Linked DNA regions of Homo sapiens: region 2 is linked to region 1. The links are chromatin loops, found by intact Hi-C in ENCODE. Cell type or tissue: psoas muscle. All regions are shown on one strand. Each heading gives the region's core, and the rest is flanking DNA. Links, peaks and the distances in the headings are about the cores only.

What was found. Hi-C counts contacts between places; a loop is a spot of excess contacts. Peaks named below come from ENCODE experiments on the same cell type or tissue, not always from the same donor. Only the 100,000 strongest peaks of a DNase experiment are listed, where the experiment ranks them.
Region 2: it touches region 1 in a loop (2.9-fold over the local background); 45 of 110 quality-filtered maps call a loop at or near these places.

The regions. Positions count from the first base shown.
Region 1 is chr18:58,523,871-58,533,973 of GRCh38, reverse strand. ALPK2 (alpha kinase 2) reads left to right here. Exons shown (of 13, transcript NM_052947.4): 6 at 4,736-4,883; 7 at 9,912-10,039. Among named protein-coding and RNA genes, the nearest start is that of ALPK2-AS1, 28 kb to the left of the region's middle. RefSeq lists a silencer at 7,827-7,906. In psoas muscle, for the core only: a CTCF peak has its summit at 4,041 (motif pointing left); a DNase peak (open chromatin) is centred at 4,023; H3K27ac peaks cover 906 bases.
Region 2 is chr18:59,064,674-59,074,776 of GRCh38, reverse strand. It overlaps the pseudogene OACYLP. Among named protein-coding and RNA genes, the nearest start is that of SEC11C, 70 kb to the left of the region's middle. RefSeq lists enhancers at 1,761-1,810, 1,821-1,940. In psoas muscle, for the core only: CTCF peaks have their summits at 4,156 (motif pointing right) and 6,704 (motif pointing right); a DNase peak (open chromatin) is centred at 4,176.

The DNA.
Region 1 (10,103 bases), core at 1,041-9,040:
AGCGAAAAGCTACGGATGGCTGATCAGAAGGGAAGAATTTTCTCCTCTCTTAACCTGAGTCCTTAGATTTTGAGGCTGGCGTTTGTTATTCCCATCCCATCAAATGGGTCCTAACCCCTGTTGCAGAAAGGTTTAAAGACAAAACTGCCTTCTGAAGAGTTTGGAAGTATCCAATCAGGTTATTAGTATCTATATTTTAAAGCATATTTAAAGAGAATGGCTCGGCATTGTGGCTCACACCTGTAATCCCAGCAATTTGGGAGGCCGAGGTAGGAGGATTGCTTAAGCCCAGGAGTTTGAGACCAGCCTGAGCAACATGGCGAAACCCCATCTCTACGAAAAATACAAAAAATTAGCTGGGTATGGTGGCGCACGTCTGTAGTCCCAGCTACTCTGCGGCTAAGGAGAATCACCTGACCCCAGAAAGTCGAGGCTACAGTGAGCTGTGATCACACCACCACACTCCAGCTGCACTCCAGCCTGGGCAACAGAGCAAGACCCTGTCTCAAAAAAAAAAAAAAAAATTAAATAGAATGAAGCAATGTTTCAAAAGCTCTCAAAATTGGTTTCAGCCCAGAGGCTGAATAGATTGCCTCTGGGGACCAGCCTCAACCCCCTTGTTTGGGGATAGGGGTTCCTTTGCAGGTAAAGGTAGACAAGCAAAACCACCTTTTTGGAATTCTTGCCTGTGACTTTTCAAGTTACCCATGGGTAAGAGGACTGTCCAGATAGGCAGTGTTGAAATCAATCGCCGTCAAAGACTTTGATTTCAGCTGCAGCACAACCTCGCCATTGCACTAAAGGCTGCAAAGACCGAGCATGCCGCCTTCTGGGAGCCACTGGTCTGAGCAAAGCAGGTAGATGCGAGGGCAGCCAGCCTTGTCCTGAGAGGGCCCTGCCGGAGACTACGGGGTAGAGACAACCAAAGACTTTTCCAGGCCAGACCACTGAAGGGTTGTTACTCATGCCACCCACAACACAGAGGCCATTAAGAGGCAAAGATTCAGTTAGAGATACTAGCGGGTGTTTGGGTCCATCTGGGGCAAGTTGTATCATGGTGGTTAGGGTATAGATTAGGAGTTATATTGCTTGGGTTCAAGTCTGGCCTCTGGCAGTACCTGGATAGCCCTGGGCAAATGCCTTAGCCTCTGGGTGCCTCACTTTCCCCACCTGTAAAATGGGGGTGCTAATGATAAGACTCCTCTCAGGTATAAAAATGCAAAGCAATTTGAATGGCACATGGCCTAACACAGCTCTCATGGTTGTTAGTTACTGTTTTTTTAAATTAGTGTTTTTAAATAAAAAATGAGGCAATGCTTATGCTCAGTATGCTTATGAAATAAATAGAGAGCTTAGTTCAGGCAAAAGATCATTGTGTCTGAGTTGATACCAACCTAGCATTAGGAGAAAGAGTGGTGCTGGCATCCACAGCTCCTCCTCTCTGAAAAACTCAGGGCCTCGGCCAGAAGGTAGGAGTCATCTGGTGACGGAGCAGGAGGGGGAGGTTCACCAGAGTTACCCTTGAGTCAGCAGGTAAATGGGAGTCCCAGGCAGGTTTTGCCCATGCCGGGGTAGGTTCTGACCCTGCAGTCCTTTCCCAGCTTCGGAGGAGTTGCCACTGGCGGCCAACCTCTCCCCTCTCGTGTGGGGATTTTCTTTGCAGAGAAAATTAGAACGGGTTTCTGGAACACTGGCACCCACTTTTCTTTAGGATCACAGCTCCCTGATCTAACTACAAACCAGCACTAGGTTATTGTACTGGAAGGGCCATCGACTGATGGGAAATAACTGCTTGACCAACATATTCATCCATTTATTAAGGACATGTTATTTTCCATGGTGACTTTGATAATGAATGCACTGAATATTTATCTAATATGAATCCACTGTGGGCACTAATCCATACGAATCAACACAGATGATGACAAGAGACAGGAAAAATAATTCTCTTCTGGCATTTACCTTTTGGAATGGCAGCATTCAGAGGGCCAGCCCTTGACAACAGCCTATTTTTTTTTTTTTTTTTTTTTTTTTTTTTGAGACGGAGCCTTGCTCTGTCACTAGGCTGGAGCACAGTGGTGCAATCTCGGCTCACTACAACCTCCACCTCCTGGTTCAAGCGATCCTCCAGCCTCAGCCTCCCGAGTAGCTGGGACTATAGGTGTGCACCACCATGCCCAGCTAATTTTTGTATATTTAGTAGAGACGGGGTTTCACCATGTTGGCCAGGATGGTCTAGATCTCTTGACCTTGTGATCTGCCCGCCTTGGCCTCCCAAAATGAGCCACCATGCCCGCATGCCCGTCCTTTTTTTTTTTTTTTTTTCAACTTATCACCTTCTAGTTGTTCGTTACGGTTTTCTAGCCGTGGGCCAATTCCTTTAAGAATCTACTCCACCATTGAGCACTCAAAGGTTTTTTATTTTGTTTTCTCAGTGTAAGCAACAGCAATTTCATTGCTTAAAAATAACAAAAGTTGCCACCAGGAAGACACCAGATTAGGAAGTTCTCCTTCCTTCTTGTGATGGCTTTTGTAAGATCCTGAGTCCTCGTCACTGCTTTCCGGCTGGTACACTTCAGACCCCTTGGCTGACATCTCGACTGTGCCCTACCCAGCAGTCTGGTACCCACCCTGCTATCCCCAAAGGAGCACAGATTTAATGCCTTCCCACCAGTTAACTGGTGGGGCGGGAGTTAGGATGAGGGGAGCAGTGACTTGGATCATTATAAAAGAAATAAACCCTAAGTAATGTTTTTAAAAAATTATTATTATTACTTTAGAGATAGGGTCTCACTCTGTCACTTAGGCTGGATTGCAGTGGCGAGATCATGGCTCACCGCAGCCTTGAACTCCTGTGCTCAACCGATCCTCCCACCTCAGCCTCCTAAGTAGCTAGGTCCACAGGCATGCGCACTGCACCTGGCTAATTTTTTTTTCTAGAGATGGGATCTTGCTATGTTGCCCAGGCTGGTCTCCAACTCCTGGCCTCAGGTGACCCTCCTGCCTCGGCCTCCAAAAGTGCTGGGATTACAGGTGTGAACCACCATGCCAGGCCTGAGTAATCGTTTTTGATGTCCAAAGCTTAGTACAACAGAAACTTTTTATTCACCGGGGACTTTACTACCGTTTTCCCTCAACACTAGCCCAACCTGCACACGGAAGAAAAAACTAGCTGCACTCCAGGTCTCCTTTGAGCTCGTTCAGCTGCACTTTCCACCTCTGTCTCACATAGTCAGGGGTCCTATCCAAAGCCCAAAGCCCCTCGGCTAAACAAGCTTCAAATCTCCCACAGACCATCCATCATTCAGTTCTGCTGCCCATTTCATGCCCTTCCCGCCATCCTCCAATTTTCCTTGTGTTCGGTACAACAGGTTCTGGCAGGCTTAGGAATATTTAGGTGTCCCCACATCACCCATGAAGCCGGCCACTGCATGGTGTTGGAAAGACCCTCTAGGAAATGGCCCAGATGAGGAGGTGGGCTTGGTCGAGACCTGGACCAAGAGTTTGACATTGTGAACCTGAACACGGTCTCAGCTTGGGCAGGAACCAGCAGGCCCAAATGCACTGATGCGGGTTTGCCATCAATACGTACTTGTTACATTTTCTCTCTCTCTCAATTATCCACTTGGCTCCCAGGATACTGTTAGCAGTCTTGGTTACTCTCTGGTTGAAAGATTTGCTACCCAACAGGCCCATTATCACTTCCAGGGTAGAGAATTAGCTTTTAAATATGCATTCTGTCATCCTAGCATCTGCTGGTGCCAAGGAGAGATGAGAAGCACCTTGAATTCATGGATATTTTCACCGTAGTATAATTTGAGGCAGTGGAGCAAAGTCTCAGTATTGGTGATCTTGGTTTGGCTACGGATTACATATGTTTTATACTGATGTACTTTTTTGTGTTACCAACGCTGTGGAGTTATGCTACTTAATTTGTGATAGACTCACACATCTGCAGTAATCTCATTTCCTACCCAATTGTTACGACCACTCGGGACAGGGGCCTCATCCTTGTCTTGTTCTAATGTCTAGGCTGCCGCCCAGTGGCTGCCCTAGCTAATTACACATTAGCATGCTAATTGTTCCTCACTGATATTGATACTGAGGTGATATTTCAAAGGTCTCAGCCCAACCAGTGGGAATTGTTTCCTTATTGCTTCTATTCTCTTTTGCTAATGAGGTTGATATCAGACATCACTCCAATCTACTAGGTTATCTTCAGCAAAGACAAGTGTGATAAAAGGGAAAAGATGAATATTATTCAGCCAATAACCTATTGTTGAGGTGTCTTTTACATTTTGGGGGCTTAGCCGTAGTTTTTTGGATAATCCAGATTTTATTCTACTCCCTAATTCCTAGCTCTGATTTCGACCTGGATGATCTGGTAATCATTTAAAAACATCTTTATTTGGATGAGATCCTATAGAATAGATATCTAAAATCCTCCCACCTCTCATCCCCTTTAGAAAAAATCTCTCAAGTTCTATTTCACTTTAAGCATTACAGGCTGCACCTAAAGAATTTTAAGTAATGGAAGTGAGCATTTTCTATTAGATTGATTTGTAAATTTTCCGACTATTTAGGCAAGCCACCTCTCCCCTCAGAGACTCAATTCTCACTTCCATAATTGGGGATAATAATTAATATTCCTGTCTCTCAGGATTGTTATGAGAATTAAATGGTATGAAATGGGAAAGTCTTTTGTTACACTGACCTTCAAATATCTTGTTTCTAGCTCCAGTATTACTGAAAAAGATCCAAGCTGAGATGTTCCCTGAACACTCTGGAAATGTAAAATTAAGCTGCCAATTTGCAGAAATTCATGAAGATTCTACTATCTGCTGGACAAAAGATTCAAAGTCCATAGCCCAAGTGCAGAGAAGGTGCGATGTTTTTCCCTGGTTACTTTTCACAGTTGTTGCTTGTTTATTTCACAACATGGTTGTAAAAAAGAAAAAAGAATAAATTATAGGACGTGAAAAGGAAAATTGAAGCAGAGATTCCACATCCACAATATTAAAAAAGACTAAATATCGGAAGACAAGTGTCTGGATGGGGAAAATGATGGAGGATTCTTGCCCAGGTTTTGCCAGAATTGAGTTCTGGGGTTTTGGGAAGTCACACAACCTTTCACTACATTTTTTAAATCAGGGGAAGGAACATGTCAAATGATATTCTAGTCTGAGGTTCTGTGGTCCTAAGATTAAAGAGCTCTCATCTGTATGTCTGTGAATTTAACTTGGGTGTGTTTTCTGTTTCATAAATTCCCAGTAATCTGATAAAGGTCAAACAAAGCTAAGGAGATGAATAAAAACAACAACAACAGCAATCTATGAGGTTACAGAAAAGTAACAGCTATTGAGGGTGACCAGCAGCCATCACTAAGATGGGAAAACCTGTTTATTTCTGGGTCCCTATGATTTTTATTTTTATTTTTGAGACAAGGTGCTACTCCCATCTCCCAGGCTGGAGTATAGTGGTGCAATCACGGCTCACTGCAGCCTCCACCTCCTGGGCTTAAGTGATCCTCCCACCTCAGCCTCCCGAGTACCTAGGATTACTGGAGCACACCACCATGCTTGGCTAATTTTCTTTTGTATTTTTAGTAGAGACAGGGTTTTGCCACATTGCCCAGGCTGGTCTTGAACTCCTGGCCTCAAGTGATCCACCTGCCTCAGCCTCCCAAAGTGCTGGGATTACAGGAGTGACCCACTGCGTCCAGCCATGTCCTTAAGATAATAAAGGAGAGAAGAATGAGGAGGCAAGAGATGAGCGTGAGAATCATTGCCAAGAATATCCCCTGTGGAATAAACCTGATTACTGGCTTCCTTAAGCAGCTTTTCTTGGCAATAAATGCTTGTTCAAGTGAACTGATGAATTCAAGCTTCATCTGACACAATCTAGAAACAAATCACCTGGTTCAAAAGTCAACCCTCTGCCAAAGGGTTCCCAGTTTAGCTCCCTAAGAAATGGGAGGGGTTCCAATCCCCTTAATTTTGTCACCAGTAGACTGAAAAAGTGAGAAAATCTGAGTTTTCTGTTTAATTAAATCATATATGTCTGCTTGGAACATATGTCTGGAAACTATTTCTCAAATGTAATCATGGAATACTTGAGCTATGATTTCATTTCTACTAACATCACTCCAGAGCATCTAACTGGATTGTAATTGATAGCATAACCACTTTGCCTAAAATGTCACCATTACCCTGCCTGTCTTAGGTATGGCTTAAGAATTATTATAAAGGAAAAGAAATGGTTTGCTTTTTAAGTCAAGGAGGTTCCCTAGAGCTTCACTTAAAAAGGTACTAATTATTCATTTTAAATTATTTTCTGAAGCTGTCAGCCAAGAGCAATTAACCAGTATTTTCACTGTTTTTCCATTCATCAGCCTTGCTCTGAGCTCAGAATTACCACTTGAATATTTGCGGGTCCCTTTTCCATTTGATGTGTATTTACGATAAACCTAACCTTCCCCTGGGGAGCATATGTCATTAGTAAGCATTCTACTTACTGATGACGCGTGGCTAAGGCCTTTGATTCCTAGTGATGTTTGCTTCATTTCTCCTTGGTGACAGTGTCTGGCTTAGTTGAACCCATTTGCTTTCTCCATGCTAACACTTGAGAATATTTAAGAGTTATAATTCATTTGTTTATTGAGAGATCATTTATATTATTTCAAGTGGGTTTTCAAATGTTTGCTAATTTCTCTCATGCCTACTTCCAGTCCAGCGTTTCCCTTCATTTGTGCCTCCATGAAATATGTCACTGTCTTGTATCATTTTCAAAGAGTTGAAATCTCTCAAATATAATATGAACGTGGAGCAAAGGTCTTCTTGAACTTACTAAATCATGAGGGAACCTGTACAATGGCAAGAGTTGTTCAAAGGAGCATTTGAGGAATGAAGATTTAGATAGTCCATCAGGCAAAGGAATGCGGAAATACATTTTGAAATAGATATAAAACTGGTTAATGTTTGACAGGTAATAAACTTTGGGAGTTATCTTTTCTACTGCACAGAAACCTAAAAGTTAACCTGTAACTTAAAGTGTCTGAGTGGGTTCTGTGTAAATGGGAAATAGCAAAGCATTCTCTTTCACTAGATCATCCTCAATGATCCTGTTGAACAATGACTGTGATCCTCTTCCTTTGTCCGCAAGTTTTGGGTACTTTCCTTAACAGGCTAAAGCGTGGAAATTAGGTGTCAGAAGACTTTCTTGTGGGTAGGGCAAGACTAATATACTTCGAAGAAACCAAGAAGAAGAAAGTGGTAGCTTGGTTTGAGTCTCTGTGTAGCAGTGGCATGTCTTGGCTTCATGGAGACCTCAAGGTGGCACCCTCTGGTGCTATTTGGCCATCAGTACCTTCTTGGTAACCAGGAACCCATTCTCCACTCTGGGGAGAGAGGTCCTTCTGAGTTCCCTGGGCTTTTGAAAGGGCAGCTGTCCACGTAGAGCGGCCCTACTGATAGCTGAGCAAGGTCATGGAGCACAGGTCATGTTGTTCCCGCTGGGAACCAGTGGATGAGGAGCTGGCTGCTGGGATGGGAGGATCTCCTTGGATGGCCCTGGGAGAAACAACCCGAGGACTTCTCAGCCCAGACTGAGTGGTGGGTGGGGGTGCTGCCAAGCCCTGGCTCCTTAGGGCTGGTGATGGATGATGGGATCTCTCAGAGAAGTCCCCATGCTAAGTACCCTCTCCCTGCAGCCAACTTCACTCTTTGTGTTCTTCTGATCACACTCTGGACATGGGCTTCTTTTGCATTTGTCTGCACAGCTAATCACCACTGCTGTTCTGCTGTCTGTAGCCATTTCCTAAGGTAAAAAGATTTGTCCCTTACAGGGTAAGAGGATATGAAACTGAACTTACCCTCTTGGTTAAAAAAGGCACAAGATCACTTGTTACTGCTTTCTACAGCTGTATTGGTATTTTCTGTTTGTCCATTTCCTCCCAGACTAGAAGACCCTCAAGGGCAAGGACTGTGCCTTTTTTTTTTTTTTTTTTTCTTTTTCATCATTGAATCCCCCAGTACTAAGCACAGAGCAGATACTCCACAAATGTTGGATAGAACTCTTTGGGACTTCCGAGGTAGTTTTGTATCATGGAGAAAGCACACTAATACTACTGTTCCCCACTAATACTACTGCTCACCACGAAGTAATGACTCGTGACCACGCTCAAGACTGGGCTTTTCGCTGAAGCTTCACACGCCGGTGTCATGACACGTTACTCCTCATGACACATCTGAGCGGTGATCTTGCTCATTCTGCTTTCACAGAGGAGGAAATTGAGGGTGACAGGCTACATAGCACACCTGAGGTCGGCCTCAGGGTTGGGATCCAGACCTTTCTGACTCCTACATGTATTCCTTCTAGAAGAAAGCCTTGGGTGGGGACCATGGGCCAAGCCAGGAAAAACGGTCTTCGTGGTTCTGGGCCAAGTATCAGAGAATTTCTAGGCTGGAAGGAAGATGTTCACAGGACAGTTCTAGTTCAGCCCCCAGCCCTTCGGGTAGCCCTTGCCTTCCCCTTTCAATGACAGAAAGGCTGTGCCAATCCTAGAGCCTTGGAGAAGGACTTTCCACAAGCCTCCTCTGTGGCCCACTCTGTGTTTTACTGCCCTGTCCGGAAGTCTTCCCCTTATAACTGGACTTGTTCACATCCAGTTTTAACCATACAGTGGGATATGTTCAGAGACCCCAGGAATGAAGGAAGTAGAATGGTTTAGTGAACTTTGTTTTAAGCCACTGGTATATTCCAGGGAAGGAATGTATATATTGGAGGCTTGAAGTCTATTGAAAAACCAACCAATAATGAACACTGTTTTTGAACATGCAACTGAGACAAACTCAAGCTAGGTGAATTTTTGTTGTTAAACTATGAAACGAACCCAAGCTAAAATGTACACCACACACATGTATACACATACATACACAGAATCTTGGTGAATGTTTAAACAAAGTTCATTTTAAAGAACAAAACCAGAACAACGTCTGAATATCCTTTTTTTTTTTTTTTTTTTGCTGTAGAGTAAGTTTTTTGTTTGAGACTTTGGAATAAATATGTGGCTCTCCCTATGTTTCAAATTATCCCAGACTTGAGGGCGGGAACCATAATTTACTTGGGGAGGCAGCTTAATGAAGTCAAAATCATTTGCTTAAATTTTTCTATGCCTCAGTTTCCTCATCTGCAAACTGAGAATAGTAAACATAGTTCTCTCATTAGGTTGTTCTGAGGGCATCATGAAATTGATCTTTATGTGATTTGGCACAATGCCTGGTACATACCAAATGCTCAGTGCACATTAGCTATTGGCATCATCATCACTGTCATCATCACCACCAATATGACCACCACCACCAGTTTTAGTTTTCATAGCACAGTGACCGGAACTTAATAATTTTGGGTGAGTGAATGGTTCGATGGTTGGTACCTCACTAGGGGAGTACAGGACACTATTACAAAGGGGCCCTCAGTCACGAATCCTTATGTAGCATAAAGCTAAGAACCCCGTTTTCTCTTGTCCCTTATTGTATCTGTATAAGTTTGGGTTTGGAGTTATCAGACTTTCCTTCAAGCACAGGACACCCGGATTAGTCACATAATTGAGCTGAATTCTGAGCAGAAATGTTAACAACAGCTCCCAGAATTCACAATTTCAATTCTTTGCTCTACTCATGGCAGTTAAACCTACTGCTTATTGGAGTGAGCGTGTTAGCCAAAATGTAATGACTCTCCTCTGTGGATAAATCAATTATTTAAACAGCTGATCGTGATTTTGCCCTTTGGGCAGCTCACTGGCTGAAAACATGTGAGCAGGGAAGTCTTAGCTTCTTTCTCCTTAAGTATATTAGGAAAAAATGCAACTGTAGAATGATGAAGTGTGTCAATGTGAATATTCCTCATTGCAGTGCAGGGGACAACTCCACTGTTTCCTTTGCCATCGTGCAAGCCAGTCCGAAGGACCAGGGACTCTATTACTGCTGCATCAAGAACAGCTACGGAAAAGTGACTGCTGAATTTAACCTCACAGCTGAAGGTAAACCACAGTTTTCAATGAAAAACCACTGGCCCCTGCCCGTTCACAATGGACATCTGTACTG
Region 2 (10,103 bases), core at 1,075-9,074, 540 kb before region 1:
GTCTAGCATTATCAGGTAAGATTGACTCTGCCATTACTCTCCTGAACACATACCCCAAAAAACTAACACATCTCAACAAGGAAACACCATCAAAGGGTGTTTACAATAATGTTTGCAATACTGAAAAACGAAACAGACCAAGTATCTACCAACTGGGGAATGGATAAACATTTAAGATACACGTGCACATGATAGAATATCATTAGCATTAAAAATTAATGGACTATATAACTATGTGTAATGGGAAAATCATATTTTAAAGGGTAGTACAGCATGGACCCAATTATATAAAGCTTAAAAACAAAGAGTATACCATTTATAGACACATGCATATTGGTTAAAAAAATGGGTGAAACTTGGATAAAAGGGAGGAAGTAAATGGGATACAGGGAGGTCTACAATTGAGTTTACAATGTTTTATTTTTTAAACAAACAAAAAGAACATCTGAAGGAAAAATGGCAAAATGTCAACCTGTGTTTAATTGGGATTGTGGATATATGCGGTATGAATTGTTTCATTCTCTAGACTTGTTTGAAATTTTTAGTTTTTTAAATTAAACATTTAAAAATAAATACATCTAGAAAAGGCAAAACTATAGGGATTGAAAACAGATAGGTGATTGCCAAGGGCCAGGGATGGAGGTAGGTGTTGACTACAGAGGGGCCCCAGGAATTTTCAGGAGTTATGGAACTGTTCTATATCCTGCTTATGGTGGTGGTTATACAACTCTATTCATTTGTCAAAACTCACAGACATGTATACTTCTTAAAAGGTAAATTTTATTGTATGAAAATTATACATCAATGAAAAAACAAAAATGAAAAAATATCTGCTAATAATGGTAGGAACAAAAGGTGCAGAATTAGACATTAATTATTTTAAGTTTCTTACCTAACAAAAAGGAAATACTATATAAAATTGAATTGTTACTTGGAAGCATATATCAATGCATTCCTAGGTATAATCAATACATTTTAAAAATTCAATCAACATTTGAATTAATAATAATAAATGCATTTATATCACAGAATCTGCTGAAATACCCAGCACTTTACCCCTTTCTTTTTTTTTTTTTTTTTTTTTTTGAGATGGAGTCTGGCCCTGTTGCCCAGGCTGGAGTGCAGTGGCACAATCTTGGCTCACTGCAAGCTCCGCCTCCCGGGCTCACGCCATTCTCCTGCCTCAGCCTCCCGAGTAACTGGGACTACAGGCACCCGCCACTACGCCCGGCTAATTTTTGTATTTTTAGTAGAGACGGGGTTTCATCGTGTTAGCCAGGATGGTCTCGATCTCCTGACCTCGTGATCCGCCCGCCTCGGCCTCCCAAAGTTCTGGGATTACAGGCGTGAGCCACCGCGCCCGGCCTACCCCTTTCTTAAACGAGAGCAAAATGCAACTTCAGCTCATTCTCCCTGCTCTGGGTGCTGGAACAGCACAAGATTTCTGACATTCATATTAATATTCTTGACATTCTTATAATAAGTAGCTGTCAGAAATATTTGGTTATTAACTGAATGACTGAGTCAATAACCAAATGAGTGAAAGAAGGAAGAATCACTTCTCTGTCTTAACATCCTGTTTCTATTTTACTGGGGCAAGATCTCTTACCTCTACAAGGATAGTGATAGTTTCATTAAGTTTTCTTCTCTCTGCATAATCTCCTCTCTCAAAATTCCTTTGTTCTGTGGAATCCTTTTAGTCTTACCCCTTCCAGATGTCAAAGGCTTTTCCCAGGCTTGTGGTAACCCTGGTTGTGCTCATGATTAAGGGTGAGGGACTTAGAAGCTGACTGGAAGCTTTGAGTCAGGGTGACCAACACTGAGGGGTGTCCCAGAACGTGGGAGTTTCAGCACCAAAACCAAAAAAGTCACAGGTAAGCCAGGCTGAGTCGATCACCCTACTCTGAGCCCATGGTGTGAGCTTCACTGGAGGGGATCTGGCTGGGACTTTTCTGGAAGAGCCTTTAATGTCAATATTTTTAGGGATTTCATCTTGGGCCAGTCAGAATCCCCAAAGAAGCAGCTGCCAACCTTCTGCCTGGAGGGTCAAGGCCTGTCTGGCAGGGATCGGGCAGCCTCCAGGATGCGGTATTCACACAGCCCTCACTCTTCTGTAGAATCCCCATCCTCCTGGCTTCCCTCAGCCTAGACATCCTGCTCTGTCCGCCTCTGAGCATCAAGCTTGTCCTTCTTCACATTTACAGATCTAGAAGCGTGACAAGGCTGAAGGTGGTAAAGACAAGGACTTTCTCCATGATGTCCGTCCCCCTCTTCAGCCATGCCCATCTTTCCCAGAAGTCCCCAGGGCACTTCTCCTTGTGTGTCATTGGTCAGAGCTGGGTCACATACCCAAACCCGCACCAGTCACTGGCAAAGAAAAAGAGGAGGCACATTATTGGTTTCTACCAAATATGATGATTTCCCTTGGTATGGGCACCTTGATAAGGGAACAACATCAGGGTTTGTGTAGTGAAAGAGGAAGGGGTGTAAATGTGAGTAGGCCACCAAAAGAGGCCGCCTCTCAGCATATACAAGCAGTATTGATTTAAATCCCACTTGGGGTCTAGGGACTAAAGTTCTAAAGGCTTCTCGTCCCTTCAAGGACCCTGGGGCCTCTCAACTTTGAGCTTTACTAGAAGTGTTACCAGCGGAGGGTGTCCAGGTTCTTGGTGTTTTGAACAAAGAATTGAACAAAATGCACAAACAAAGCAAGGAAAGAATGAAGCAACAAAAGCAGCGATTTATTGAAAATGAATGTAGACACCCCAAGGTGGGAGTGGCCTGAGCATAGGGCCTCAAGAGCCCCTTTACAGAATTTTCTGGGGTTTAAATACCTGCTCTAGGTATTTAAAATCCTAGTTCTTTGGGAGGCTGAGGGAGAAGAATCCCTTGAGGCCAGGAGTTGGAGACCAGCCTAGGCAACATAGTAAGACCCCATCTCTACCAAGAACTTAAAAAAATTAGCTGGGAGGTCAGGTGCGGTTGTTCACAACCTGTAATCCTAGCACTTTGGGAGGCCGAGGCGGGTGGATTGCTTGAGCCCAGGAGTTCGAGACCAGTCTGAGCAACATGACGAAACCCCATCTCTACAAAAAATACCAAAATTAGCCAGGCATGGTGGCACATGCCTGTAATCCTAGCTACTTGGGAGGCTGAGGCAGAAGGATTGCTTGAACCTGGGAAGCAGAGGTTGCAGTGAGCTGTGATCACACCACTACACTCCAGCACTCCAGCCTGGGCAACAGAGCCAGACCTTGTCTCAAAAAAAAAAAAAAAAAAAAAAAATTAGCTGGGTATGGCAGCACACACCTATAGGCCCAACTACTTGGGAGGCGGAGGCAGGAGGATCACTTGAGCCCAGGAGTTTGAGGCTGCAGTGTGATATTGCACTGCACCCCAGCCTGGGCAACAGAGCGAGACTCTGTCTCTAAAACAATAAAAATGAAAATAGAGAAAAAGCATGAGGTTCCATGGACCCATCACCCAGCTTCAAACATTAACCACATAGCCAGTCTTATTTCATCTATGCCAGTTCCACCCAATATTGTTTTGAGGCAAATATCAGATTTTATATCATTTTGTTCATAAATATTTTAGTATGCAACTAAAAGATAAGAGATATAAATGTATGTATATATATGTAGTAATATATAACTACAATACCATTATTACATAAAAAGTGCAATCAGCCCTTAATATCATCAAATCACCTAATCAGTATTTAAATTTCCAGGCTTATAAACATCATAATACTTTTTTACAATTTGTTTCAGAATCCAAATAAGGTATACACAATCTATAAATCTTAAACTTCCGGGGAATTCTAGATTGAAACAAACCCAGAACAAAACTGGATTTCTCTAACCCTGCCTTATGTTATATAAAATTACAACAGCAGGAGGGTTGGGTTTTTTCCCTTATAAAAAAGTCTTTCCAATGCTGTGTCAGTCATTAGCTAGTTACTTCCACGGGTCCCAGATTTCTGGCCTCATAACTGGAAGCATTTGGCAATTTGGCTGCAGAACGATGTTGGCATGTGAGTCATCTCCCACCGAAGTCCACCCATGTGGCAGTGTTACCCTGAAAATGCCACTGGTCCTCAACAGCTCCTTGGAGGCCTAACGAAGTGAGAGGGTTCAGGTGCCAAAGAAGCCACCAGGGGGCTCCCGAGGAACTCGATGAACTTCGGCGTTCACTGAAAAGCCAATTAGGCTGCCTTCTCACAGCGCGGCTGTTGAGCCTTGGCGCCCCACTCCCTCAGGTTGGCTTCTTCAGCAGAGGGACCAGACCTCAGGGAGATGAGGTCTCTCATCTCATCATCCTCAGGGAGATGATCCCCGTGGCTGGCTGGCAAGGCCAAGGTTAGCTGTCCGTGGCCATCAGAGTGTGTGAAACGTTCAGCCTTCCCCTCCCCACCCACATTGGTCATCTTTGCAAACGCACTGGACAGCAAAGAGCATCCTCAGATGTGGCGCATCCCACGCTAATAAGGACCTTGTAGCCTGCGGTTGTTAATACTTTAATGAGTAAGTACACAAAGAGCTTTATTATAAGCGATGGAATGGACTTAATTAATCCATAACTGTAGACAGTTAATGCATAATTATACACCTAGAAAAAACACACATCCGAGAGCCTGGATCCTAGCATCTCTGTTTGGCCTTGCGAGTCTCTCCTCATCTCTAGGTCTCATCGCTGCAAATTGAGGGGGTTGGGCTGGAAACCACTGGCTGAGGTCTCTTCCTTCTCTGTTAGTTTTTGTTGAGGCCCTATGTTGGTGCATAGGGATATCCATCTATCTAGGGCTGCTGTGACAAAGTACCAAAAACTGGGTGGCTTGAAACAACAGACATGAATTATCTCACAGTTCTGGAGGCCAGAAGTCCAAAATCGAGGTGTCCCACGGGGCCATGCTTTCTCGGGCAGCTCCAGGGCAGACTCTGTCCTTACCTCCCCCGGTTTCTGGGGTTTGCCTTGGTGTTCCTGGGTTTGCACATGACTGTCTTCTCCCTGGGTCTTCACATCGTCTTCCCTGTGTGTATGCCTGTCTCCGTGACCAAACTTCTGCTTATTATAAGGACACCAGTCATACTGGATTAGAATCTCCATCCCCAGTGACCTCGTTGGACTTCATTATCTCTATAAAGACCCTGGCTCCAAATAAGGCCACATTCTGAGGGAATGGGAGTTAGGACTTCAACAGAGCTTTTGGGGGAGGGGATACAATTCAGTCCAAAACAGGGACTATGGTGAAGAATAGGTGATATTTGAAAGGCCCTATAATGACAGACCCATGAAGTATGCATGCTAGCGGGTCATACCACTGAGGTTCTAGGATAAAGTTACAAGTCTGCAAAGACGCCATAATAACACATAAACAATTCTGTCGTGGGAAAGTGCATACTGCATGTTGTAATTTTACAGAGAAAAGTGAAGAGCATAACCCAAATGAGCTTCATAACCCAAATTACATTAAATGCACGACATTTAATCATTTCCTGTGATCATTGATACAGACAATCAAATGGAGTTTAAACCAAAAAGAAATCCAGTTTCTGTTGTTGTTGTTGTTGTTGTTTGCTAAAATGGTACAACAGAAGTTTATTATTGTGCTACTAAAAATTTAGAGAACTCTCTTACATCATAAGAACTAAGAACTCTTTCACATATTAAATGCAAAGAAAATGTATATATTAAACTTTCACAAAATGAGATTCACACCCCTTCTCGGGAATACAAGCATTCATCACCTAGATAAGGCCACCTCATCTTTGCTCGTCATTACCAACAAGGCCCATCCATTCTTTTGTGTTTTAACCAGAACATTCATGGCCCAGCAGGTGCTGCTTCAGTTCCTGACATGGTTTCTCAATGAACAGCGTCAGGGCCAGCCCAGTGACGAAGGTCAGCACACGGTGTCCAGAGAAAAGATAGAACTGGAGAGAAAGTGGGCAGGGTGAACACAGTTTTACTCTGGGATTCCTATTGTGTTCAGATCTAAAGTGTACCATCCTAGCTCTATGAAATGCATCTGTAGGACAATCAGTGCTACATATTAAAAATAAAATAAATAAAATAAAAGATATTATCCTGTGCTGAAGCCCTCCCTCTTTCTGCCACAAATAAAGCAAAGAACAATGAAGCTCTTAAAAAAAAAAAAGACTTCCACGAAAGCAAATAGGTTGCCTTGTTGCTCAAGAAGAGAACAAGCTATGATACCATAACCTACCGTAACAGAACTAGGAGCTGCGTGCTAACTCACCATGTTGGTGTCAGTGTGGTGAATAAGTGTTTCCTGAAGGCCATTGTAAAGGATGATCAGAATCGGATGCACCAAGTAGCGAGCATAACTGATGCTGGACAGGAAACTCCAGATGTCCCAAGAAAGCACACGGTTCACCAGACCTGGAGGGAACAAGCACTGATGCATGAAGCCACAGCCTGTCTCTGGGCCAGTGAAGATGCCCATCATCCCATCGATGCTCCCATTGCATTCTGTGCCTAAGTCTGTGAACTTTTCCTAAGAAAGTCTTTATGCGTTATCATTTTAAGACAATGTACCAAACCAAAAACCACCTTTCTGTTGCAAGAATTATGATAACACAAGAGAGATACATGGTTTCAGCCCCTGAGCATAAAACATTGCATGTATAAAACAAGGTAAAAATTCCTCATATTCACCTGGGTTCTGGATCAAGATGCAGCCACAGGGGGGCGTTGGGATAAGGCATTTAACATTGCCAGGCCTCAAACTCTTCTGTCAGTGAGAGGCTTGCATTTGTAGGTGCCTTTCAGGACAAATATTCTGTAACTTGGTATATATTCTAGAACTGTGTTGTCCCAGACAATAGCCCCTAGCCACTTGTGGCTATTTAACTTAATTAAAATTAAATGCAATGAAAACTTCCTTTCTGAATAGGACTTATTGCTATCTCTAGTGAGTTGCATAGTGATCTTTCAAAAGATATGTCCACCCAGAACCTCAGAATGTAACCTTATTTGGAATAAGGGTCTTTGCAGATGTCATTAAGAGAAAGAACTAGAGATGAGATCATCCTGGATTAGGGTGGACCCTAAACCCAATGACAAATGTCCTTATAAGAGACAGAAAAGGAGACACAAATGCAGAGGAGAGACACAAGGAAGAGAACCATGTGATGACGAAGACAGAGACTGGAGTGAAGAGTCCATGAGCCAAGGAATGCCAAGGCTTGCCAGCAGCTACCAGAGGCTAGGAGAGGGGATGGGACAGATTCTCCCTCAGAAAATCCAGATGGAACCAACCCTGCTGACACTTCGATTTTGAACAGCTAGCCTCCAGAACTGTGAGAGAAAAAAATTTCTGTTGTTTTAAGCCACAGATATAAAATATAACTTCTGTTTCTCCTTTGCACAAGCCTCATTAAAAGTGCTCAGTAGTGAATCACAATTTGCTCAGGATAAATCTTTGGAGCCTTCCCAGACTCCTTTCATTCCAGACTCCATAGAGTGCTTCCAAAAATATGTCTCAAATCAGACCATTGCTCCTCACCTCCATGGCTAACACCCTCGTGAATCTTCCATCACCTCCTGCGTGGGCCTCCATGGTAGCTTCCCAGTGGATCTGTTGGTCTCTGCTCTTGTTCTTGCCACCTTATAGTCCCCACACCACATCCAGAGTAATCTTTTAAAATCACATATCAGGGAGAAATGGGGAAGGGGGAGATATTGATCAAAGCGTACAAAGTTTCAGTTAAACCGATGGAGTAAGTTTTAGTGATCTATTGCACTGCATAGTGACCACAGTTAATAATAATGTACTGGATATTTTTCAATGGCTAAAAGAAAAGATTCTTAACATTCTTACCACAAAAAAGAGATAACTTGGTGAAGTGATGCCTATGTTAATTAACTTGATTTCATCTTTCTACTAGGTATACATATACCAAAACATCACATTGTACCCCATAAATACAGTTATTATTTGTCCATTTGAAAATAAATTTTACAAATCCACAAATCAAATCATGGGCTATGATCTGAGTGTTTACATTCCCCCAAAATTCATATGTTGAGATCCTAATCCCCAAGGTGTTAGTATCAAGAGGTGGAGTCTTTGGAGAGGCAATTAGTTCACGAGGGCTGGGCCTTCAGGAATGGTATCAGTGCTCTTATAAAAGCGACCCCAGAGAGACAGCCCTACCCTTCCGCCATGTGAGGACACATCTAGAAAGTTCCAGCTAAGAACCAGAAAGCAGGCCTTCACCAAACACTAAATCTGCTGGTGCCTTGATCTTAGACCTCCCAGCTCCAGAACTGTGAGATATAAATTTCTGTTGTTTTTAAGCCACCTCATTTATGGGGCTTTATTTTTGTTATAGTAGCTGAAATGGACTAAGACTTCATGTGATGTGGCATTTAAAATAAAATCCAAACTCTTCCCATGGCCTTGAAAGCTCTGCCTAACCTGGGTCCTACCCTCCTCTCTGAGTTCCCTTCCCACCTCTCTCTCCCCCTTGACCCTTGGTTCCTATCTCACTGGTCATTTTGCTCTTCCTCCAAGCCACTAAGCTCGTTCCAGTCTAGAGACCTCTGCCTTCACATTCCATCTGCCCAGAATGCTTTCATACCACATCTTTGCAAATGTACCCCTAGTCCAGTTAGTTACCCACTAATCCCTGCTTTATCTTTATTCACTATATTTAAACTTCCCCCGACCCTACTGTAATCTCTCGCAAGGGAAGGATTTTTCTTGTCTATTGCTGTATCCCCAGATTCTAGAACAGTACCTGGCATAGAATAAGCATTCAAGAAGTATTTTATGTAATTAAGTGAATAAACACAGATGGACTTACAGACAAAAGACGCTTTTCCCCCAAGTGAAGGCTATAAAAGGTAAACCACAGTTTCACTGTAGAACAAAACAAAGTAATTGTAGAAGAATGAAGTCAGCAAAGAATCCATGCTCACGCAGATAAGCCAAACACAAAAGAACGCGCCCTAAAGCAAACAATACTGTGTTCATATTATGAGCCACAGGTGATTCCAGCAACTGTTCATCATATCATATTAATGTTGCTAATGCAGATTTTATTGGTTTTATAGTTTTATGATTACTTCATAAATTTGTTTTGGCTTTCTGAATGCATGTGCTATAAACATAAAATTTTGTATCTAGGTTTATGTTTGTTCATGTTTAGGCAAAATTGGACCAAAAATAAGAGCAGATAGTCAGGGTAACTTGAATCTATGTTCCCAGGAAAAAAAAAGCATTGAAAAAATAAGAATAAAAATAAGTTGAGCCAACACCAAGAATCCAAAATAATTCTTATTTCTTTAGAATAGGCCCACATATACTTAAGTTTGAGGACGAAAGCTGTAGGTGACAGACCACCACTGAAGGGCTTTAACTGAAGGAGTAATGTGGTCAGATGACTCTGGCAGCTCAACAGAAGACAACTTTGAGCATAACAAGACCAGCATGGTCAACATTGCTACCAAGCAAAGATGGTTAAATATTCATTGAATCATCAAGATCCTTTCTAGTCCTGAAAGTCTCAACTAAACATTTCTTCTTATTCAAACTCTTATTTTTTTCTAAAGATCATCAGCTAGACACTTTTTTATTTTTCGAGACAGGGTGTCACTCTATTGCCCAGGCTAGAGTACAGTGGCCTGATCTCGGCTCACTGCAACCTCCGCTTCCCAGGTTCAAGCAATTCTCCTGCCTCAGCATCCCAAGAAGCTGAGATTACAAATGCGCACCAGCATGCCCAGCTAATTTTTGTATTTTTAGTAGAGACAGGGTTTTGCCTTGTTGCCCAGGCTGGTCTTGAAATCCTGGGCTCAAGCGATCCACCTGCCTCGGCCTCTCGAAGTGCTGAGATTACAGGTGTGAGCCAGGTAGACACATATTTTCCAAAAATGTATTTAAGCTATCACCTCCTACATTCACCTACTAATCAATATTGATATCTTACAGATAGTTTTGGAGATACAAATCTAGGACATCAGGTGCCCCTACAGTTGTGGATTTGCTAGTGACAACACACCTTTGAATGATAAATTGCTCAATAATAAGTAAACTGGCTTGCTCATCTCCTGGGTGATGAGATAGCATCCTT